2 separate regions of the Homo sapiens genome follow, and region 1 is linked to region 2. A link is an interaction called in ENCODE POLR2A ChIA-PET data of the cell type or tissue named here. Cell type or tissue: PC-3. All regions are shown on one strand. Each heading gives the region's core, and the rest is flanking DNA. Links, peaks and the distances in the headings are about the cores only.

Region 1 (12,656 bases), core at 1-5,000, 360 kb before region 2:
CCCATCGCATTTTTATATGTAGGGCATCTTTCTCCCCGTAGGCAAGCCACACAGTTGTCCTTCAGTTTCAGCTGCCTTGGAAGACAAGCAGCTAATTCCTAGTCACATCTCCTAGGGCTCCCCAAGGTCATTTTTTTTTTTTTTTGAGATGGAGTTTTGCCCTTGTGGCCCAGGCTGAAGTGCGATGGCGGGATCTCAGCTCACTGCGACCTCTGCCTCCTAGGTTCAAGTGATTCTCCTGCCTCAGCCTCCCGAGTAGCTGGGATTACAGGCATGTGCCACCACGCCTGGCTAGTTTTGTATTTCAGTAGGATTTCTCCATGTTGGTGAGGCTGATCTCAACTCCTGACCTCAGGTGATCCGCCCACCTCGGCCTCCCAAAGTGCTGGGATTACAGGCGTGAGCCACCATGCCCGGCCTACTTTTTTTTTTCAAGACGGAGTTTTGCAACCTCCTCCTCCAGGGTTCAAGCGATTCTCCTGCCTCAGCCTCTCGAGTCTCTAGGATTACAGCTGCGCACCACCACACCCAGCTAATTTTTGTATTTTTAGTAGAAACAGTGTTTCACCATATTGGCCAGGCTGGTCTCGAACTCCTGACCTCAAGTGATCCACCCACCTTGGCCTCCCACAGTGCTGGGATTATAGGCATGAGCCACCACGTGCAGCCTGGTAAATTTAGACACAACCAAAGGTATCACCCTTTTCCTTCCTCAATAGTTCTTCTCTTTCAAGTTTTTCTTTTTTTTTCCCAGAGACAAGGTCTTGCTCTGTTGCCCCGGCTGAAGTGGAGGGATAGTAGCTCACTTCAGCGTTGAATTCCTGGGCTCAAGTGATCCTCCCACCTCAGCCTCCTCAGTAACTGGGACTACAGACATGTGCCACTATGCCCAGCTAATTTTTGTATTTTTTATAGAAATGAGGTTTTGCCTTATTGCCCAGGCTGGTCTTGAACTCCTGGGCTCAAGGGATCCCCTGACTCGGCCTCCCAAAGTGCTGGGATTACAGGTGTGTGTCACCTTGCCTTGTAATGTAGTATTATTTACTTAGGAATGAGTTAAGTACTGGAAACCTGAAATGCTGAAATTGGGCAGAATTGTCAAGACTGTTGACGTTAGAATGATCATGATAACATTTCACAGCAGACCACTTTAGTTGTATAATTTAAAATTCATGGCTGGGCGCAGTGGCTCACGCCTGTAATCCCAGCTCTTTGGGAGGCCGAGACGGGCGGATCACAAGGTCAGGAGATCGAGACCATCCTGGCTAACACGGTGAAACCCCGTCTCTACTAAAAATACAAAAAAAAAAAAAAATTAGCCGGGCGCAGTGGCTGGCGCCTGTAGTCCCAGCTACTTGGGAGACTGAGGCAGGAAAATGGCGTAAACCCAGGAGGCAGAGCTTGCAGTGAGCCAAGATCGCGCCACTGCACCCCAGCCTGGGCTACTGAGCGAGACACCGTCTCAAAAAATAATAATAATAAATAAATAAATAGATAAAATTCATAGGCTGGGCCAGGTGTGGTGGCTCCTGCCTATAATCCCAACAGTTTGGGAGGCCAAGGTAGGTGGATTGTTTAAGCTCAGGAGTTGGGAGGCCAGCCTGGACAGCGTAGTGTGACCCTGTCTCTACTAAAAAATACAAAAATTATCTGGGGGTGCTGGTGCACGCCTGTAATCCCAGCTACTCAGGAGGCTGAGGCACGAGAATCACTTGAACTCGAGAGGCAGAGGTTGTGGTGAGCCAAGATCGCGCCGCTGCACTCCAGCCTGGGCAGCAGAGTAAGACTCTGTCTCAAAAATAAAAATAATAAATAAGTAAAATTCACAGGCTGTCCAGGTACAATGGCTCATGCCAGTAATCACAACTCTTTGGGAGGCTGAGGCGGGAGGTGACTTGAGCCCAGGAGTTTGAGGCTGCACTGAGCTATGACTGCACCACTGCACTCTAGCCTGGGTGACACAGCAATACCCCTGACTCTAAAATAAAATAAGGCTGGGTGTGGTGGCTCACGCCTGTAATCCCAGCACTTTGGGAGGCTGAGGCAGGCGGATCACCTGAGGTCAGGAGTTCAAGACCAGCCTGGCCAACATGGTGAAACACTGTCTCTACTAAAAATACAAAAATTAGCTGCCCGTGGTGGCATGTGCCTGTAATCCCAGCTACTCGGGAGGCTGAGGCAGGAGAATCGCTTGAACCCGGGAGGTATAGCTCTGGGATGAATACCCTCAGGGCAGAGTCAGGAAGTTCCATCTAAAAGGCAGACAGCACCCTCTTGTGGGCCTCTGGGTGAAAGAGGCCCAGAGAAAGAAAGTTAGAAAAGGAACTATTTCCAGAGAAAGAAAGTTAGAAAAGGAACAAGATTGGATGAGCTCCTGGCTTGTTCCTATTTTTAAAAGTAGCATTCTCCGGGCCAGGTGGGGTGGCTCACGCCTGTAATCGCAGCAATTTGGGAGGCCCAGATGGGTAGATCACCTAAGCTCGGGAGTTCTAGACTAGCCTGACTAACATGGAGAAACCCTGTCTCTACTAAAAATACAAAATTAGCCGGGCGTGGTGGCACATGCCTGTAATCCTAGCTACTCGGGAGGCTGAGGAAGGAGAACCGCTTGAACCCGGGAGGTGGAGGTTGTGGTAAGCCGAGATCTTAACCACTGCACTCCAGCATGGGCAACAAGAGCAAACATCTGTTTCATTCTTCAAAACTTTGGACCAAATGATATTTCTTATAAATCAAATAAAAGTGCACATGCTTTGAGGGAGTTCCCTATTTAAAGGACTCGCCCTCCTGCAAGCACCAGCACCCTATCCACTGCTCAGGGTTGTAACTAATTTTATGGCGCAAACTTTTTTTTTTTTTTTTTTGAGACAGAGTCTCGCTTTGTTGCCCAGGCTGGAGCGCAGTGGTGTGATCTTGGCTCACTGCAACCTCTGCCTCCTGGGTTCGAGCGATTCTCCTGCCTCAGCCTTCCAAGTAGCTGGGACTACAGGCATGTGCCACCATGTCCCGCTAATTTTTGTATATTTAAGTAGTGGCAAGATTTCACCATATTGGTCAGGGTGGTCTTGAACTCCTGACCTCGTGATCTGCCCGCCTCAGCCTCCCAAAGTGCTGAGATTACAGGCGTGAGCCACCGCGCCCGGCCTGTGGTGCCACCTTTTATTTATTTATATTTATTTTATTTATTTTATTTTTTTTGAGACGGAGTCTGGCTCTGTCACCCAGTTTGGGGTGCAGTGGCGCAATCTCGGCTCACTGCAAACTCCGCCTCCCGGGTTCACGCCATTCTCCTGCCTCAGCCTCCCGAGTAGCTGGGACTACAGGCGCCTGCCACTACGCCGGGCTAATTTTTTGTATTTTTAGTAGAGTTGGGGTTTCACCGTGTTAGCCAAGATGGTCTTGATCTCCTGACCTCGTGATCCGCCCGCCTCGGCCTCTCAAAGCGCTGGGATTACAGGCGTGAGCCACCGCGCCCGGCCGGTGCCACCTTTTAAAGCAGGAACACTCTTTTTAGACTACATGTCCCAGGATCCTCCGGGATTAAGCAATTATCTTGATAAGGGTGGTAAGAAAAGGAAACCGAATCTCCTAGTGCCAACTTCAGTTGCCTCAGCCTTCATTTACGCTCAGCTTCAGGGGCCTGAAAGACTAATAATTACATTACCCAAGAAGTTGGTTTATTTTTCCCTCAAGTCTCAACTATCCTACATGGGGTCTCTTTTATTTCTACCCTACATCCGTCTACTCCTCACATGTCATCCTACCTGGCCGTCTCTCAGTTTATTTTTTTATTTTTATTTATTTTTTCGAGACAGAGTGACTCTGTTGTCCAGGCTGGAGGGCTATGGCCAGATCAAGGCTCACTACTACAGGCATGACCTCCCAGTTTTAAGTGATCCTCCCACCTCAGTCTTTCAAGTAGCTGGGACCACAGGTGTACGCCACCAAGCAGGCTATGTTGCCCAGGCTGGTCTTGAACTCCTGACCTCAAGAGTTTCTCCTGCCTCAGCCTCCCAAAGGGCTGGGATTATAGGCATAAGCCAAAGCACCTGTCCCCCTTCACTCAGTTATTTTATTTTTTATTTTTTTTGAGATGGAGTCTCGCTCTTTCTCCCAGGCCGGATTGCAGTGCCGCTATCTCGGCTCACTGCAAGCTCCGCCTCCCAGGTTCATGCCAGTCTCCTGCCTCAGCCTCCCGAGTAGCTGGGACTACAGGTGCCCGCCACCGCGCCCGGCTAATTTTTTGTATTTTTAGTAGAGACGGGGTTTCACCGTGTTAGCCAGGATGGTCTCGATCTCCTGACCTCATGATCCGCCCTCCTCGGCCTCCCAAAGTGCTGGGATTACAGGCGTGAGCCACGGCACCTGGCCTTTCACTCGATTAATCTTTATGAATATTTTAAGTTTCCCTTTCTTTTTTTTGAGACGGAGTCTCGCTCTGTCGCCCAGGCTGGAGTGCAGTGGCGCGATCTCAGCTCACTGCAAGCTCCGCCTCCCAGGTTCACGCCATTCTGCTTCAGCCTCCCGAGTAGCTGGGACTACAGGCATCAGCCACCTCGCTCAGCTAATTTTTTGTATTTTTTTTTTAGTAGAGACGGGGTTTCACCATGTTGGCCAGGATGGTTTCGATCTCCTGACCTCCTGATCTGCCCTCCTTGGCCTCCCAAAGTGCTGGGATTACAGGCATGAGCCACCCCCCAGCCTCTTTTTTTTTTTTTTTTTTTTTTTTTTTTTTTTGAGACAGAGTTTCGCTCTTGTTACCCAGGCTGGAGTGCAATGGTGTGATCTTGGCTCACTGCAACCTCTGCCTCCCCGGTTCAAGCAATTCTCCTGCCTCAGCCTCCCGAGTAGCTGGGATTACAGGCATGCACCACCACGCCTGGCTAATTTTGTATTTTTAGTAGTGACGGGGTTTCTCCATGTTGGTCAGGTTGGTCTCGAACTTCTGACCTCAGGTGATCTGCCCACCTCGGCCTCCCAAAGTGCTGGGATTACAGGCGTGAACCACCGTGCCTGGCCCTTAAGTTTCCTTTTTTTTTTTTTTTTTTTTTTTTGAGACGGAGTCTCGCTCTGTCGCCCAGGCTGGAGTGCAGTGGCGCGATCTCGGCTCACTGCAAGCTCCGCCTCCCGGGTTCACGCCATTCTCCTGCCTCAGCCTCCCAAGTAGCTGGGACTACAGGCGCCCGCCACTACGCCCGGCTAATTTTTTGTATTTTTAGTAGAGACGGGGTTTCACCATTTTAGCCGGGATGGTCTCGATCTCCTGACCTCGTGATCCGCCCGCCTCAGCCTCCCAAAGTGCTGGGATTACAGGTGTGAGTGAGCCACCGCACCTGACATTTTTTTTAAAATGTAAATCTGTGTGGAAGTGTCTCAAAAATTAATATTGCCTCAGTGAATGAAATAATCAGAGACTTGTTTTGTCTGCCTTAACTGAGTATATATAAAAGTTGTTTTAAAATTTTGTATTTGACCGGGCGCGGTGGCTCACACCTGTAATCCCAGCACTTTGGTAGGCCGAGGTGGGCGGATCACGAGGTCAGGAGATCGAGACCATCCTGGCTAACACGGTGAAACCCCGTCTCTACTAAAAATACAAAAAATTAGCCGGGCGTGGTGGCAGGCACCCATAGTCCCAGCTACTCGGGAGGCTGAGGCAGGAGAATGGCGTGAACCCGGGAGGCAAGAAAAAAAAATTGTTGTTGACTGGCAAATTCTTTTTATTTATTTATTCTTTTTGAGATGGAGTCTCACTCTGTTGCCCAGGCTGGAATGCAGTGGTGTGATCTCGGCTCACTGCAACCTCCACCTGCTGGGTTCAAGCGATTCTCCTACCTCAGCCTCCTGAGTATCTGGGATTACAGGCCCATACCGCCACTCCCGGCTAATTTTTGTATTTTTTAGTAGAGGCGGGTTTTCACCATGTTGGCCAGGCTGGTCTCGAACTCCTGATCTTATATGATAACCTCGGCCTCCCAAAGTTCTGGGATTATGGGCGTGAGCCACTGCGCCCGGCCCTAAATGATTTCTCATGTGGCATAGTGAGTTCCTTCATCAGCTAGTTTCGGTTTCTTCCCATCTTCATGGGGTGAGCTGAGTCTTTTGCCTTCCCGTCTGCTCAATTGGGGGCAAGGGAGCACAGGGGGGTCTTTGGGCCTTCTATCTATGGGTGCCACAGAAGCGTTTGCAGGGGTCGGCCTTAAACTGGAAAGGAGGAAGGGACTGATCTCAGAAAAAGGGGGGATGACAGATGCCTTCTGAGTGTGGGGAGGACAACGATAGGAAACACTCTGGAAACGGGGAACAGCACCAGGCCCCTTCTCGGGAAGAAGAAACAACGCTGGGGAGCCTTGAGGAAGGGGGGACGGCTCTGGCTCTGGGGTCTCCTCAGGAGGGGATAATGGCATGGGGGTCCCCGCCAGAAAGAGGGGATGATGTCCGGGTTTCCCGCGGGAAGAAAGGACAATGCGGTGCTGGCCATCAGGACAGGGTAGTGACAGCAGGGTCCCCTCAAGAAGGGCGGATGACGCCAGGATCCCCCTCAGGAAGTGAGGACGACTCTGGGGTCACTCAGAAAAAAAGGGATGACGCCAAGTGTCCCCTTCTGGAACGGGCGACTGGTGTCAGGATATTCTCAGGAAAAGAAGGACGACGCTGGGGTCTGCCGAAGAGACTAGGAACGACGCTGGGGCCACTCTCAAGACGTTGTGAGGCCTGGATCCCCTCAACCGCTTCGGGGTCCGGGGCTCCCGCTATCGCTCTAGCGCCTTTGGCTCCGCACGCCTCACTTCGCTCAGCTCTCGGCTTCCACCAGCGAGGCGACCGCGCCTCTCATTGGCTGCCTTTTCAAGTGATGACAATTACACCAGCCAATCGTAGTCGGGAAAAAAACTCCCGCTCGTTCTCGCCTCGCCTCCCCCCTCGTTCTGCGAGTGCGCTGGGTCCCTATTCTGCTGTAGCCCGCCCCCCCGCCCCTTAGCCCTACTCTAGGGGGCGCTCACGGGCTCCGACTCCCAGCCCTACCTCCTTCCCTGCCTATGCCTGTGACCCTTTTTATAATAATAGTACTTACTTAATAGGGCTGTTGTGAGCATTTACCTCGATGATTTACGTAAAACAAACAGTGCTTGTCACATAACAACCTCTCGGTAAACCTAAGCTATTGTTATTTGGATTTTACAATGGGGGAAACTGAGGCATGGTTTCCCCCCTTGGCCAGTAACCTGCCCAGACTAACCCAGCCATTAACTTGGCTGAGTTGGAGCCAAAATCCAGGAAAGCTGAATCTAGAATCTGTGTGCTTATCCACCACGTTTTTGTGCCTCCCAGATAATAAATACCAGATGTTTTTCATTTCCCCTGATTATAAAATAACTTTCTGATTATAAAAGTAATATAGACTGGGTGCAGTGACTCACGCCTGTAATCCCAACACTGAGGCAGGAGGATCGCTTGAGCCCAGGAGTTTGAGACCAGCTTGGGCGACATAGTGAGAACCCATCTTTACAAAAAGTTTTTTTAAGTAGCTGGGGGCAGGGGCAGGTGCCTGTCAGCTATTTGGGAGGCTGAGGCAGGAGGATTGCTTGAGCCTGAGAGGTCGAGACTGCAGTCAGCTGTGATTGCACCACTACACTCCAGTCTGGGTGACAAATGAGACCCTGTCCCAATCAATCGATCATCAATGAATGTAATATATGCTCATTGCAAAATGTTCAGAAAATGTCAAAGACTACACAAGACACAGATCTTTCTTTTTTAAAAAATTATTTTAGTATTTATTGATCATTCTTGGGTGTTTCTCGGAGAGGGGGATTTGGCAGGGTCATAGGACAATAGTGGAGAGAAGGTTAGCAGATAAACATATGAACAAAGGTCTCTGGTTTTCCTAGGCAGAGGACCCTGCGGCCTTCCGCAGTGTTTGAAGACACAGATCTTTCTTAATCCCACCACTGGAGACACTGTGAATATCTGGATGGGTAACTGCCTTTTCTCTGCATGTTACTTTTCAGTAGGATCATATAATACAGAATATTTTGAAACCTGCTGTTCTGACTGTGAATATCTCTGGCCATTTCAATAAACATAGATCCACCTGATTTTTTTTTTTTTTTTTTTTTTTTGGAGACGGAGTCTTGCTCTGTTGCCCAGGCTGGAGTGCAGTGGCACAATCTCGGCTCACTGCAACCTCGGCCTCCTGGGTTCAAGCAGTTCTCCTGCTTCAGCCTCCCGGGTAGCTGGGACTATAGGCGCATACTGCCACGCCCGTCTAATTTTTTGTATTTTAGTAGAGACAGGGTTTCACTGTGTTGCCCAGGCTGGTCTCGAACTCCTGAGCTCAGGCAATCCACGAGCCTCGGTCTCCAAAAGTGCTAGGATTACAGGCGTAAGTCACTGCGCCCAGCCCACTTGATCATTTTTAATGGTTGCATATTATTCCATCATATAGGTGAAAAGTAATTTAATAACTCCTTAATAGTGGTCACCTGGATTATTAATAATTCTTCACTATTCTGACCAAGGAGAATAGAGACATTTTTTACTTTAGATATTTGAGCATTTGCATCTTTGCATCTTTTTTTTTTTTTTTTTTTTAGACAGTCTCACTCTGTCACCCAGGCTGGAGGGCAACGGCACGATCTCGGCTCACTGCACCCTCCACCTCATGGGTTCAAGCGATTCTCCCACCTCAGCCTCTGGAGTAGCTGGGATTACAGGCACCCACCATCATGCCTGGCTAATTTTGTTATTTTTGTGGAGATGAGGTTGGTTTCACCATGTTGGCCAGGCTGGTCTTGAACTCCTGACCTCAGGTGATCCTCCCACCTTGGCCTCCCAAAGTACTGGGATTACACGCATGAGCCACCGTGCCTGGCCAAGCAGTTGCATCTTTAAAAAAATATTTTTTGGCCAGGCACGGTGGCTCATGCCTGTAATTCCAGCACTTTGGGAGGTCGAGGCGGGTGGATCATGAGGTCAGCAGCTCGAGACCAGCCTGGCCAAGATGGTGAAACCCTGTTTCTACTAAAAATACAAAAATTAGTCGGGCGTCATGGCGCATCCCTGTAGTCCCAGCTACCTGGGAGGCTGAGGCAGGGGAATTGCTTGAACCCGGAAGGCAGAGGTTGCGGTGAGCTGAGATCGTGCCATTGCACTCCAGCCTGGGCGACAAGAGCGAAACTCCGTCTAAAAAAAAAAAAAAATTTTTGGCCGGGCACTGTGGCTAACGCCTGTAATCCCAGCACTTTAGGAGGCCAAGGCGGGCGGATCACCTGGGGTCAGGAGTTCAAGACCAGCCAGGACAACATGGTGAAACCCCATCTCTACTAAAAATAAAAAAATTAGCCGGGCGTGGTGGTGGGTGCCTGCAGTCCCAGCTACTTGGGAGGCTGAGGCAGGAGAATCGCTTGAACCCGGGAGGCCGAGGTTGCAGTGAGCCAAGATCACACCATTGCACTCCAGCCTGGGCAACAAGAGTGAAACATTGTCTCAAAAAAAAAATTTTTTTTAGAAACATGTCTCAGGTCTAGGTGCGATGGTTGACACCTGTAATCCCAGCACTTTGGGGGGGCGAGGCAGGAGGATCGCTTGAGTCCAGGAGTTTGAGAACAGCCTGGGCAACATGGCGAGACTCCATCTCTACAAAAGAGCAAAAAAAAAAAAAAAAAAAAATTTAGCCTGGCATGGTGGCAGATGCTTCTAATACCAGCTACTTGGGAGGCTGAGTTGGGAGGATCACCTGAGCCTAAGGAGGTTGAGTCTGCAATTAGCCACTGCAGCCTGGAGCCTGGATAACAGAGTGAGATCTTGTCTCGAAAGAAAGAAAAGAAAGAAGGAAGGAAGGAAGGAAGGAAAGAAGGAAGGAAGGAAGGAGAGAAAGAAAGAAAGAAAGAAAAAGAAAGAAAGAAAGAAAGAAAGAAAGAAAGAAAGAAAGAAAGAAAGAAAGAAAGACAGACAGACATGTCTCACTATGTCACCCAGGCTGGTTTTGAATTCCTAGGCTTAAATGATCCTCCCACCTCAGCCTCCAAAAGTGCTGAGATTCCAGGCAAGAGCCACTGCGCCCAGCTGGTTATGTTTTTGATAAATATTGTCAGACCATTCCTGGAAAGCTGTATGTTCTAGCTTGCACGAACAGAAATGAGCTGTGAAAATGCTTTGCAAAAGAAAATAAAAAATAAATGTCTTATTTTGATTTGCATTGACTTTTTTTTGTTGTTGTTTGAGATGGAATTTCACTCTTGTTGCCCAGGCTGGAGTGCAGTGGCATGATCTCAGCTCACTGCAACCTCCACCTTCCAGGTTCAAGGGACTATCCTGCCTCAGCCTCCCGAGTAGCTGGGATTACAGGTGCCCGCCACCACGTCCAAAGTGCTGGGATTACAGGCGTGAGCCACCACACCTGGCCGGCACTGACACGTTTTTATGCTGTTAGAGAGGGAGAAATACTACCTACATCTCAAGATTTCGTGCACCTGAAATAACATAAAAGTATGGGGACAGCTATCACTGTTGAACAGGCACTGGGTGAAGCGAGGTCCTCGTCTTATTTCCTCGAATTTTCTCCATATTGTGCGATCTCATCCCAGCCCTCAGTTTCTTCAATTGCAAAATGGAACCAATGCTAGTCCATATCTCAAGAACAGCTGGAGAGTCAATGAGATAATCTTAAAAAGTTTAGCACAGGATAGAGCCCTCTAAAGTCTGGGAGAGGCGGAGCCATTTGCTCAAGACCAGTACCAGGAAGCCTGCAAGCCTTGATGTCAATTTCAGATAATGAACCGACTCCACTCCTTCCCCAGGTTCCCCTGGCCTCCTTCAGATTACGTGGCCTCCCTGCTGTGCCCCACTGCCCTTGTTCACCTTTGCTGGAAAAAAGGTGAATTCCCCACCCTGGAGAGCCAGCTGATGGTCATGTGTCATTGCCATTTTTTTTTTTTTTTTTTTTTTTGAGACAGAGTTTCACTCTTGTTGCCCAGGCTTGAGTGCAATGGCACAATCTCCACTCACTGCAACCTCTGCCTCCCGGGTTCAAGCGATTCTCCTGCCTCAGCTTCCTGAGTAGCTGGGACTACAGGTGTGTGCCACCATGCCTGGATAAGTTTTGGGGTTTTAGAGAGACGGGGTTTCTCCATGTTGGCCAGGTTGGTCTCGAACTCCTGACCTCAGGTGATCCACCGGCCTCGGCCTTCCAAAGTGCTGGGATTACAGGCGTGGGCCACCGCACCCGGCCATCACTGCCATTTTTGACCCATATTTTCAGTCTGTCCCAATACAGGAGGTGTTCCGAACATCACATCTGCCCTTTTTTTAAAAAAATTTTTTTTTTTTGAGACGGAGTCTTGCTGTCGCCCAGGCTGGAGTGCAGTGGCATGATCTCGGCTCACTGCAGGCTCCACCCCCCGGGGTTCACGCCACTCTCCTGCCTCAGCCTCCCGCGTAGCTGGGACTACAGGCGCCTGCCACCTTGCCTGGCTAATTTTTTGTATTTTTAGTAGAGATGGGGTTTCACCGTGTTAGCCAGGATGGTCTCGATCTCCTGACCTTGTGATCCGCCCGCCTCGGCCTCCCAAAGTGCTGGGATTACAGGTGTGAGCCACCGCGCCCGGCCTAAAAAAATTTTTTTATTTTCTTGAGACAAAGTCTCACTCTGTCACCCAGGCTGAAGTACAGGGGCATGATATCAGCTCATTGCAACCTCCACCTCCCGGGTTCAAGCGATTCTCCTGCCTCAGCCTCCCGAGTAGCTGGGATTACAGGTGCCCTCCGCCACGTCCAGCTAATTTTTGTATTTTCAGTAGAGACGGGGTTTCACCATATTGGTCAGGCTGGTCTTGATCTCCTGACCTCAGGTGATCCACCCGCCTCGGCCTCCCACAGTGCTGGGATTACAGGTGTGAGCCACCACACCTGGTCTTTTTTTTTTTTTTTTTTAGACGGAGTCTCGCTCTTTCGCCCAGGCTGGAGTGCAGTGGCTTGACCTCAGCTCACTGCAAGCTCCACCTCCCAGGTTCAAGCAATTCTCCTGCCTCAGCCTTCTGAGTAGCTGGTACAGGCATGTGCCACCACATTTGGCTAATCTTTTTGTATTTTTAGTTGAGACGCGGGTTTCACCATGTTGGTTGGGCTGGTCTCCAACTCCTGACCTCAAGTGATCTGCCTGCCTCGGCCTCCCAAAGTGTTGGGATTACAGGTGTGAGCCACCGCACCCAGCCCACCCTTTTACACTTGGGGAAACTGAGGCCTGGAAGGAGAAATCTCGTCTAAGGTCACCCACAGTCCACTGCAGGCTAGAATTAGTGCTGTCACCTCCTGACCCCCAGCCCAAAGCCCTTTTCCCGACTCTGCCTCCATTTGAAAGTCCCTGGGGAAAATGTCTGTGTCTCCTTTTCACTTCTTGCAAAGTTCAGATTCCCTGAAAACTTCTACCTATTTTTCGAGCTCTGCTTCTCTCCTCCCACTTTTCTAGGTTCTATCTTCTGTGAATCTTTACAGCTGTTGTCAAACAACTCTTTGTATAGCCTAAATATTTTCCATTAACTCTGGCTGAATTTTTAGAATTTAAGTCCAATACAGTAGCTTCTGGCCACCACTGTGGCCGGAAATTAAAACTGGCCACATTTCAAGGGCGCAATAGCCACATGTGACTAGTTGCTGAC
Region 2 (12,088 bases), core at 5,091-10,090:
TCAAATGATCCACCCGCCTCAGCCTCCCAAAGTGCTGGAACTACAGGTGTGAGCCACCATGCCCGGCCTATGACATTTTATATTAGGGATTTGAGCACATTCTGATTTTGGTACCACATGGGGTCCTAGAACCAATCCCCTGGGGATACCGAGGGATGGCTGGACATAGATTTGTATACACATGTGTATCCACGTCTAGGCTACTTTTCTAGGAGTTGAATGACTGGATTGAAACTTTAGAACTGGCACAGCCGCTAAAAGTCAAGCAGGTGTTTTATAGGGATTTCATTAACTTTGCAGACTTCTGGAAGAATTGACATGTTAATGACAAGCCTTCCTTTCTAAGAACAGGGTTTGTCCTGTTTGTTCAGGAATTCCTTTGTGTCCACAGCTTTTCATCCAGATCTTGCAGACTTCATAACTTGATTCCTAAGTATTTAGTCCCTTCATTACTAATATAAATGGGATGTTTTCTTGATTTCTAAACCATGGTCCTTTGCCTATGGAGAGATGCTCCATTTGTATTGGCTGTGATTTTGTAAACTGTGTTTTTTGAATCTAACCAACTTGTTGAATTCCTTTTTTTTTTTTTTTTTGGAGATGGAGTCTCACTCTGTCACCCAAGCTGCAGTGCAGTGGCGCGATCTCTGCTCACTGCAACCTCCATCTTTGGGTTCAAGGGATTCTCTTGCCTCAGCCTCCTGAGTAGCTGAGATTACAGGCATGGGCCATCACACCCAGCTAATGTTTGTATTTTTAGTAGAGATGGGGTTTCACCATGTTGGCCAGGCTGGTCTTGAACTCCTGACCTCGGGTGATCCGCTTGCCTCAGCCTCCCAAAGTGCTAGGATTACAGGTGTGAACCACCGCGCCTGGCCTGAATTTCCTTGTTTTTAATCCCACTTTTTCAGTGGTCACATTTTCAGGTATACGATCCTTCACCAAGAACAACTTGAGGATGTATTTTGGTGTAAGAATTAGAAACCTTGTCTTTTCTTTTTAGAGACAGGGTCTTGTTCTTTCACCCAGACTGGACTGCAGTGATGCGATCATAGCTCACTGCAGCCTCGAACTCCTTCGCTCCAGAGATCCCCCAACCTCAGTCTCTGGAGTAGCTGGGACTACAAGTATGTACCATCACGCCTAACTAATTTTTATTTTTATTTTTAGTAAAGATGAGTTCTTGCTATGTTGCCCAGGCTGGTCTCAAACTCCTGGGCTCCAATGATCGTCCCTCCTCATCCTTCCAAAGTGCTGGGATTACAGGTGTAAGCCACCGTGCCTGGCTTCTTTTTTTTTCCTTTTAATATATGATTATTTTTTGTAAAGATGGCGTCTCACTCTGTTGCCCAGGCTGGTCTCCAGTGATTTCAATTCTTGTAAGTATAAAGCAGATGTGGAAGTGCTGGGTCATTTGGTGGTTCTATTTTTAATGTTTTGAGGAACCACCATACCATAGTTCATAGTGGAAGGCTGTTTTTTAAATGAAATAAACATGTAAGGCTGAGGTGCCCATCTACTTCCCTAGAAAAACCACAGTAAGGACATTGCCACGTCTCCTTTCTGCCCCTGTTTTTTGGCTGTTACCACATCTGCATGTCCATCAATTTAGTATTTCTTTCTTTTTATCTCTATTTACTTTTTTTTTTTTTTTGAGATGGAGTCTCTGTTGCCTAGGCTGGAGTGCAATGGCGCAATCTTGGTTCGCTGCAACCTCCGCCTCCTGGGTTCAAGTGATTCTCCTGCCTCAGCCTCCTTAGTAGCTGGGATTACAGGCACGCACCACCACGCCCAGCTGTTTTTTTTTTTTTTCTTTTGAAACAGAGTTACCTTCTCGTTGCCCAGGCTGGACTGCAATGGCAGGATCTCGGCTCACCACAACCTCTGCCTCCTGGGTTCAAGCGATTCTCCTGCCTCAGCCTCCTGAGTAGCTGGGATTACAGGCATGCGCCACCACGCCCAGCTAATTTTGTATTTTTAGGAGAGACAGGGTTTCTCCATGTTGGTCAGGCTGGTCTCGAACTCCCAACCTCAGGTGATCCACCTACCTTGGCCTCCCAAAGTGCTGGGATTACAGGCGTGAGCCACCATGCCTGGCCACACCCAGCTGATTTTTGTATTTTTAGTAGAGATGGGGTATCATCATGTTGGCCAGGCTCGTCTCGAACTCCTGACCTCAAGTGATCCTCCCACCTCGGCCTCCCAAAGTGCTGGGATTACAGGTGTGAGCCACCGCGCATGGCCTATTTTTATTTTTTTTTACAAAGTCTTGGCCGGGTGCGGCGGCTCACACCTATAATCCTAGCACTTTGGGAGGCCAAGACAGGCGAATCACCTGAGTTTGGAGTTCAAGACTAGCCTGGCCAACATGGAGAAACCCCGTCTCTACTAAAAATACAAAATTAGCTGGGCATGGTGGCACATGCCTGTAATTCCAGCTACTAGGGAAGCTGAGGCAGGAGAATCACTTGAACCCGGGAGGTGGAGGTTGCGGTGAGCTAAGATCATGCCACTGCACTCCAGCCTGGGCAACAAGAGCAAAACTCCATCTCAAAAAAAAAAAAGGAGTCTCACTCCATCGCCCAGGCTGGAGTTCAGTGGCGCAGTATTGGTTCATGGCAACCTCTGCCTCCCGGGTTCAAGGGATTGCCATGCCTCAGCCTCCCGAGCAGCTGGGATTACAGATGCCTGCCACCACACCTGGCTAATTTTTGTATTTGTAGTAGACAACAGGGGTTTCGCTATGTTGGCCAGGCTGGTCTCGAACTCCTGACCTCAAGGGATCCGCCCACCTTGGCCTCCCAATGTGCTGGGATTACAGACGTGATCCACTGTGCCCAGCAGAAACAGGACCTTTAGAGAGAAAATTAAACCCAGGTGTGGTGGCTTATGCCTGTAATCCCAGCACGTTGGGAGGCCGTGGCAGGCAAACCACTTGAGATCAGGAGTTTGAGACCAGCCTGGCCAACTTGGTGAAACCCCGTCTCTACTAGAAATACAAAAATACAAAAATTAGCCAGGTGTGGTGGCACATGCCTGTAGACCCAGCTACTCGGGAGGCTGAGGCAGGAGAATCACTGGAACCCAGGAGGTGGAGGTTGCCATTAGCTGAGATTGCACCACTGCACTCCAGCCTGGACTACAGAGTGAGACTTCACCTTTAAAAAAAATAATTAAAAAAAAAAAGTTTAAATGAGGTCATTAGGGTGGGCCCTAATCCAATATGACTGATGTCCTTAGAAGAAGAGATTGGGACATAGACACACACAGAGGAGGCCACGTGAGGACCGAGGGAGAAGGTGCCCCCACCTCAGAAGAAACCAACCCTGCCGACACTGTGATCTTGGACTTCCAGCCTCCAGAACTGAGAAAATAAATGTGTGCTGTTTAAGCCTCCTAGTCTGTGATATTTTGTTGTGAAAATGTGAGAAAAAGTAACTAATGTTAAGCTGGGTTTGCTCAATTCTGCTTTCCAGCGTAATTTCACAAAGCCCCTGACTCTGAGACACGTGAGACACGTCTGCGCAGCTCTACAGAACAAGGCTTTGAAGACAAAACAGGACAGAGCACAGGGCACACCATGTCCCTTGCCCGAGTCACTATATTCCTTAAATGAGTCTGGGCACGGTGGTTCATGCCTGTGATCCCAGCATTTTGGGAGACCAGGGCAAGGGCATCACCTTAGCCTGGGGAGGTTGAGGCTGCAGTGAGCTGTGATCGTGCCACTGCACTCCAGCCTGGGTGACAGAGAAAGACCCTGTCTCAAAAAAAAAAAAAAAAAAAAAAAGGCGTGCCAGGTGCGGTGGCTCATGCCTGTAATCCCAGCACTTTGGGAGGCCCAGGCAGGCGGATCACCTGAGGTCGGGAGTTCGAGACTACCCTGACCAATATGGAGAAACCCCCGTCTCTACTAAAAATACAAAATTAGCCGGGTGTGGTGGTGTGCATGCCTGTAATCCCAGCTACTCAGGAGGCTGAGGCGGGAGAACCGCTTGAACCCAGGAGGCGGAGGTTGCAGTGAGCTGAGATCGCACCACTGCACTCCAGCCTGGGCAATAGAGCAAGACTCCGTCCCCCAAAAAAAAAAGAAAAAAGAAAAAAAGGACCTGGGCCGGGCACGGGTGGGTCACACCTGTAATCCCAGCACTTTGGGAGGCCAAGGTGGGCGGATCACAAGGTCGGGAGATCAAGACCATCCTGGCTAACACGGTGAAACCCCATCTCGACTAAACATACAAAAATTAGCTGGGCGTGGTGGCGGGTGCCTGTAGTCCCAGCTACTCAGGAGGCTGAGGCAGGAGAATGGCGTGAACCCAGGAGGCGGAGCTTGCAGTGAGCCGAGATTGTGCCACTGCCCTCCAGCCTGGGCAACAGAGTGAGACTCCATCTCAAAAAAAAAAAAAAAAAAAAGGACCTGGTTCAAACCTTTTCCTACACATAAAATAACATCTAATGGGGTCAGGGTATTATGCTTCTGTAATCTATAACCAGATGTACTCTTGCACCCAAACCTTGATGTGGCTCACACCTGTGTAATCCCAGCACTTGGCTCATGGCAGCCTCACCTCCTGGGCTCCAGCGATTCTCCTGCCTCAGCCTCCTGAGTAGCTGGGATTACAGACATGCACCAACATGCTCAGGTAATTTTTGTATTTTTAATAGAGATGGGTTTTCACCACGTTTTCCAGGCTGGTCTTGATCTCCTGACCTCAGGTCATCTGCCTGCCTTGGCCTCCCAAAGTGCTGGGATTACAGACGTGAGCCACTGTGCTCAGCCTCTTTCTTTTTTAGAGACAGGGTTTTTGCTCTGTCACCCAGGCCAGAGTGTAATGGCACAATCATAGCTCACTGCAGCCTTGACCTCCTGGGCTCAAGCAATCCTCCTACCTCAGCCTCCCAGGTAGCTGGGACTACAGGCGTGCATTACCACACCCAGCAATTTTTTGTGTGTAGTGATGGGGTCTCAATGATGTTGCCTAGTCTGGTCTTGAACTCCTGGGCTCAAGAAATCTTTCTGCCTTGGCCTCCAAAACTGCTGGGATTATAGGCACGAACCACAGTGCCCAGCCAAGAAATATATTTATATGTTACATCTCACATATATTACATAAATGCATATTATATATTAATACATGTCCAAAAATAATATTTCCTTTCTTGGTGCCTTCTTTCCAAAGCATTCCTCATTAACAGGTTCTGATTCTTTCTTTCCAGGAAATGATTTGCATATATCTGCATATCTATGTGCTGTTGAAGATTTACACAAATTGGTTCCTGTAATATATGCCATTTTATATATCGCTTCCTCTTTTTTTTTTTTTTTTTTTTGAGATGGAGTCTTGCTCTGTCGCCCAGGCTGGAGTGCAATGGCGATTCTCCTGCCTCAGCCTCCCAAGTAGCTGGGATTACAGGCACCCACCACCATGGCCAGATTTTTTTTTTTTTTTTTTTGTATTTTTAGTAGAGACGGCATCTCACCATGTTGGCCAGGGGCTGGTCTTGAACTCCTAACCTCAGGTGATCCACCCACCTCGGCCTCCCGATTACAGGTGCCCAGCCTGTTTCCCTATAACATCTTTACTACCACGGGGTGATATCGAATTTTTGAAGCTTTGCCCAATCTGCTGGGTTGTTTGGATTTTGTGTTGCTCAGAGTACATTTGAGTAAGCTTGTAAAAATGTTTATCAGTCCTTTGGACCAGCTTCATATTTTCACCAATATAGCCAGGCCACCCTCCTGAAAGGCCACAGCGGCGTGCCTCTCTTTCCTGCTCTCCAGCTAATGTTTTCCCTTCCACTTGGCTCTCTACAGGCTTCTAGAATAATTTTTTCCACAAGAAAAGTTGGTGATATTCCAAACACTTGAGTGGCCTCCTCACTCACAACTCAGAGGATAAAAAAGCATAAACTTTTTTTTCCTGTCTTCTTATTTATTTTTCTCAGGGCATTCTCCCTTACAAGTTATTTTTTGTTTTGTTGCGTGTGTGTGTGTGCGTGTGTGTGTTTTTGAGACAGGGTCTCTCTCTGTTACCCAGGCTGAAGTACAGTCGCATGATCATGGCTCAACCTCCTGGGCTGAAGCTGTTCTCCCACCTCAGCCTCCTGAGTATCTGGGACTACAGGCACACAGAACTATGCCCAGCTGATTAAAAAAAAAAAATTTTTTTAAGGGCCGGGCGCAGTGGCTCACACCTGTAATCCCAGCACCTTGGGAGGCCGAGGTGGGCCCCCGTCTCTACTAAACCGTCTACTAAAAACACAAAAATTAGCACGGCGTGGTGGTGGTCATCTGTAATCCCAGCTACTCGGGAGGCTGAGGCAGGAGAATCACTAGAACCCGGAAGGCAGAGGTTGCAGTGAGCCGCGATTGCGCCGCTGCACTCCAGCCTGGGCGACAGAGTGAGACTCCATCTCAAAAAAAAAAAAAAAAGTTGTTTTTTAGAGATGGGGGGTCTCACTATGTGTTGCCCAGGCTGGTCGAATTCCAGGGCTGAAGTGATCCTTCTGCCTCAGTCTCCCAAAGTTCTGGGATTACAGGCGCGGGCCACCACACCCAGCTAATTTTTGTATTTTTAGTAAAGACGGGGTTTCGCCATATTGCCCAGGCTGGTCTCGAACTCCTGACTTCAAGAGATCTGCCCATCTTGGCCTCTCAAAGTGCTGGGATTACAGGCGTGAGCCACTGCGTCCGACATTGTCAAACGTTTTTTGTTCATTATCACCCTTCTTAGGAGAAAACCCGAATTATCCTAAAATTGAATTTACATCAACTAAATTAATTTCAATTTAATTACATTTAATATCTCCCTAAAGGCAGAAACTAAATACTTAGGGATAAATGCTGTCTGATAGAGCTGGCTTTGGAAGACCACAATATCTAAGATTTTTTTCCTCCCTGAGGACCAGTTTTTTCCCCTGGGGAGTCATCATGAATCACTTCGACTGAGGACGGTTGTGCTTAGAGCAAGGAGCTGAGCAATAAACAAGTAAATGCACAAAATTATACCGGAAAGCCAAGAATGCTACAAAGAAAAGAAGAGGGAGTGGCTGAGGGGAGGCCACTTGGCATCTGAATCATTGGGATCGGGAAAGAAGACAAGGAACAGTTTAAGCAAAAGGATTGTTTTCCCCGAACTTTGGTTTCTTTTTTCTTTCTTTTTCTTTTTTTCTTTTTTAGAGACAGGGGTCTCACTATGTTGCCCAGGCTTGTCTCAAACTCCTGGCCTCAAGCCATCCCCACGCCTTGGTCTCCCAAAGTGCGGGATTACAGGCAGGCGCCACTGCACCCAGTCTGAGCCTCAGTTTCTTCAGCTGTAAAATGGAAGTAATATCCTCCTCACCATGCTTCATATACAATAAGCACTCAATAAGTGAGCTTTATGATTATTATTATTTATTTTAATTTTACTTATTTTTCTGAGACGGAGTCTCACTCTGCAGCCCCAGGCTGGAGTGCAGTGGTGCGATCTCGGCTCACTGCAGCCTCCGCCTCCTGGGTTCAAGCGATTCTCCCGCCTCAGCCTCCCGAGTAGCTGGGATTACAGGTGCCCACCACCACGCCTGGCTAATTTTTTTTTTTTTTTTTTTTTTGAGACGGTGTCTCGCTCTGTCGCCAGGCTGGAGTGCAGTGGCGCGATCTCGGCTCACTGCAACCTCCGCCTCCCGGGTTCAAGCGATTCTCCTGCCTCAGCCTCCCGAGTAGCTGGAACTGCAGGCACGCACTACCACGCCCAGTTAATTTTTGTGTTTTTAGTAGTGACGGGGTTTCGCCACGTTGGCCAAGCTGGTCTCGAACTCCTTACCTCAGGTGATCCGCCCGCCTCGACCTCCCAAAGTGCGAGGATTACAGGCTTGAGCCACCTCGCCTGGCCTATTTTAATTTTAAAGGTTAATAGGACCAGCCCTGAAATCAGCCTCTGCCCCCGCTGGCCCTACTCTGGTACCAGCAGCGCCCAGTAGCATACACAGCCGCGTGCGCCTCCACCTCCGTCCGCAGGTGTCGCTGTGGGTGCCGCGGCTGGGCCCCTCTAGGCGGCGACGGCGGCACCGGAAGTCTCGTTTTCGCCCGCTTCCGCTCTCTGGCCGGGCTTGGGCTGCGTGGAGAATACTTTTTGCGATGCCTACTGGAGACTTTGAGTGAGTCGGCGATCGCGGAAAGGGGCACGGGAAGCGGTTGGGGTGCTCTGGGAAGTATTATGGGGCCTGGGTACGCCGAGGCTGCGGGAGCCGGGCCTGGCTGACTTAATCTTCGTTCCCCACACATTTGTTTCCGCAGTTCGAAGCCCAGTTGGGCCGACCAGGTGGAGGAGGAGGGGGAGGACGGTAAGTGTACACGGTCGCCCGGGGTATTCGCGGCCAGGCCCAAGCCGTGTGACTGCCGCCTGCTTCCATCTCCCAGTCTGGCACCGTGTACCCCGTCACGGTCTGCCCCTGCCCCGCGCCATCCTCCTTGGGACCCGCCTGTTGCCAACTCCAGGTGTTCCCCGGCGGGTCCCTCTTCCTCCCATGCCACTGCCTCCCAGCTGTTCCCCTCCAGGGAGGAAGTTGTAATCTCCCGTCTCCTGTTTCTCTACTGGCGCCTGGTTGGCTTCATGGCCTGGCACCCACCTTCCTACGAGGGATCTCCCATCCTTGCCACTCCGAGTCCCCACAGGGCCATCCCAGTGCGTTGCCTGGCCAGCCCTCTGCCCTTGGCCTGCCTTTCTCCGCTTTTGCTGTAGGCGTCATCCCAAAAGCCCTTCCATCGCAGCTGGGGAGCTCCTGCCCCTGGAGCTGACTCCTCCTTCCTACGCTGCCTTTTGCAGACAAATGTGTCACCAGCGAGCTCCTCAAGGGGATCCCTCTGGCCACAGGTGACACCAGCCCAGAGCCAGAGCTACTGCCGGGAGGTGAGTGAGGACTGCCGGGAGGTGAGTGAGGACTGCCACTCGGTGTCCGGGCTGCCTCTCCCTCCAGCCCTGCCGCTCCTGATCCCCATGACCCAGGGCTCAGTCTTTCTCTGTTTTTCCCCTTCTGCCAGCTCCACTGCCGCCTCCCAAGGAGGTCATCAACGGAAACATAAAGACAGTGACAGAGTACAAGATAGATGAGGATGGCAAGAAGTTCAAGGTGAGGGTGGGGGGTGCAGGGAGTGGGGACCCTTGTGCTTGGGGGCCCATAGACCGGAATGGGGTGGGGTGTGTTGAGGAGGTTGATAAAGGAGATCCCTTGGTCCCAGGAGCCTGACCCTTCTCCCCTCCCATCCTCAGATTGTCCGCACCTTCAGGATTGAGACCCGGAAGGCTTCAAAGGCTGTCGCAAGGAGGAAGGTGAGGCTCTTCTTCCCCAGGGCTAACCTAGAGGAATTGGAAAACCGTGCTCCCGGACTTTGTGTTTAGAGATGGGGCTTAACTCTTTTTTTTTTTTTTTTTTGAGACAGAGTGTTGCTCTGTCCCCCAGGCTGAAGTGCAGTGGCACGATCTCGACTCACTGCAACCTCCGCCTCCTGGGTTCAAGTGATTCTCCTGCCTCAGCCTCCCGAGTAGCTGGGGTTACAGGCATGTGCCACCACGCCAGCTAATTTTTGTACTTTTAGTAGAGACGGGGTTTTGCCATGTTGGCCAGGCTGGTCTCGAACTCCTGACCTCACATGATCTGCGCACCTAGGCCTCCCAAAGTGTTGGGATTACAGGTGTGAGCCATCGCACCCGGCCAGGCTTACCTCTTTGTACCTATTTTGTTGAAGCTGAACTGAGGCCTGGGGTGCTTGCACTGTCTTGGGGCCCTGAAAAGTCCAAGGCACAGCAGTCGATAAATAGCAACTAAATAAATGATGATAAATATCTAATCAAAGTTCGATGATAGATATCAAATTATATTAATAAATATCAAATAACATCGATTGTAAATATCGAATAAAAATTAGATTCTTTTAATTTTTTTAAAGACACAGTGTCCAGTTCTGTTGCCCAGGCTGGAGTACAGTGGCACGATCATAGCTTACTGCAGCCTTGAACTCCCAGGCTCAAGCCATCCTCCCACCCCACCCTCCTGAGTAGCTGAGATTACAGGTGTGCACTGCCACACCGGCTAATTTTAATTGTTTGTAGAGATGGGGTTTCACTATGTTGCCCAGGCTGGTCTCCAGCTCCTGGGCTTGAGAGATCTCCCACCTTCGCCTCTCAAAGTGCTGGGATTACAGGAGGGAGCCACTGCGCCCAGCCACGGTTAGATTCTTATTCCTCTTGGCCTGTCAACCTGCAGGAACGGAAGCAGGAGGTGGTCGCAGCAGTTTTTGGAAGAAGCGTTAGCAATAAGTATACTTAGAACAGCTTGCTGTGCACTTAATTGTAACATACCCCATGCCAAGCACCTTGCACGAAGTGTTTCTCATTCAGTCTCCTTAGGAGCCCAGGGAGGCAGGAAGCTTTTGTGGTTCCCGTTTTATAAGGGAGGAAGCTGAGGCTCAGGTTGTCTAGCTCAAGGGCCCGGAGGTCTAGGTGGACCCCTGCACATCCCTGAGTATTGCGCCCTGGTGGGAGCTGGTCCGCCAGACTGCGCAGGCCCCACGCTGTGTAGCTGTCACCTGGACCCGGAGGCTGACAGCTGCCCTGCCTCCTGGAGCTCAGGCCTGGCGTGTACTCAGGAAACAACTGTCGCCAGGACTGTTCAGGGAGTGCTTGAGGAGGATGAAGATGGGGTTTGAGGCCCAGACACTCTGGGGGTGGCTGTTGTAGGTCTAGGGCACCCCACTGTGGAACCCAGCCTGCCCCTGCCCTCAACTGTCCCCCATCCCTCCCTGAGCCCAGAACTGGAAGAAGTTCGGGAACTCAGAGTTTGACCCCCCCGGACCCAATGTGGCCACCACCACTGTCAGTGACGATGTCTCTATGACGTTCATCACCAGCAAAGAGGTAAGCGGGGCAATCAGGTGGGGCTGGCATCCTGGGGTGGGGCAAAGGGGGTGCCTTAGCCGCCTCTGAGCTCCCCCCAACCCGCCCCTGCCAGGACCTGAACTGCCAGGAGGAGGAGGACCCTATGAACAAACTCAAGGGCCAGAAGATCGTGTCCTGCCGCATCTGCAAGGGCGACCACTGGACCACCCGCTGCCCCTACAAGGATACGCTGGGGCCCATGCAGAAGGAGCTGGCCGAGCAGCTGGGCCTGTCTACTGGCGAGAAGGAGAAGCTGCCGGGAGGTGTGGGGGTGGGAGGGTCCTGCTGTCAGTGCACGGGTTCTGTCCCCACTGCTGCCTTCGTGCTGTCATCTCCCGCACGACAGTGCAGCGGGTTTGATGGTGCCAGACTCTCCTCGGGGCGTCTGTGCCTTCCTAATTGGCTGTACCTCCTATGGTTGGGAGACGGGCGTCTCCCATATATGTGCGACTTGGCAGCTGTGACTTTGCTGGTGGCCCTGTGACTGTCCTGATGAGCTGCTGTCTGTCGGCCCCAGGGTGCTGACCACCCCACATCGTGTGTGCGCACTGTGTGTATAGTGTCTCCGTTGCATGCCTGTGGCTGTACCGTCCGAATTCTTTGGTGGGATTTGCTGGTGGCGAGTGTGAGAGTGCAGACGTGCACTTGTCGCCTGCCACGCGAGGGGGACCTGGGCGCTGTTCCTGTTGTGTGTCCCATGTCTGCCGTTGCTGTGCATGTGAGGCTGCTGCCCCTGTTGTCCTCCCGCCCTCTCTGGGGTGGGGTCGGGGCTCCTCCTCCTCCTCCTCCACCAGTGTCGCTGGCTGGGAGCTCAAATGGTGTCAGCTTCTCAGGTGTCACCTTGGTGTCCTCGTGGCCAACTGGCTGCCTGTGGTTTGGCACACAGTGCCTGCGCTGGCTCAACACTGAAGCCCGAGCTTCCTGGGGCGGCTCTGTCCCCACGCCTGCGCCACAGTGAGGTTGAACTTGACTGTCTTTTGGTCCCCAGAGCTAGAGCCGGTGCAGGCCACGCAGAACAAGACAGGGAAGTATGTGCCGCCGAGCCTGCGCGACGGGGCCAGCCGCCGCGGGGAGTCCATGCAGCCCAACCGCAGAGGTGAGGGGCACCCCGACGCCAGGCTGGTGGGTGGGCACCTCCCGGCACCTCGTAATTATCCCCGAAGCGTGCACACGAG

The links. ChIA-PET counts read pairs that join two places held together with the same protein. Peaks named below come from ENCODE experiments on the same cell type or tissue, not always from the same donor. Only the 100,000 strongest peaks of a DNase experiment are listed, where the experiment ranks them.
Region 1: POLR2A ChIA-PET joins it to region 2 with 6 read pairs; 1 of 35 experiments calls an interaction of 5 or more read pairs at or near these places.

The regions. Positions count from the first base shown.
Region 1 is chr19:10,473,359-10,486,014 of GRCh38, reverse strand. No RefSeq gene overlaps it. Among named protein-coding and RNA genes, the nearest start is that of KEAP1, 24 kb to the left of the region's middle. RefSeq lists an enhancer at 6,703-6,772. In PC-3, for the core only: a CTCF peak has its summit at 2,292 (motif pointing left); a DNase peak (open chromatin) is centred at 2,254.
Region 2 is chr19:10,115,888-10,127,975 of GRCh38, reverse strand. EIF3G (eukaryotic translation initiation factor 3 subunit G) reads left to right here and starts at 8,077. Exons shown (of 11, transcript NM_003755.5): 1 at 8,077-8,136; 2 at 8,276-8,322; 3 at 8,805-8,888; 4 at 9,020-9,108; 5 at 9,249-9,308; 6 at 10,788-10,892; 7 at 10,987-11,176; 8 at 11,902-12,009. The coding sequence starts at 8,117. RefSeq lists enhancers at 7,819-8,574, 8,575-9,331. In PC-3, for the core only: a CTCF peak has its summit at 7,993; DNase peaks (open chromatin) are centred at 6,965 and 8,005; H3K4me3 peaks cover 2,040 bases; H3K27ac peaks cover 2,302 bases.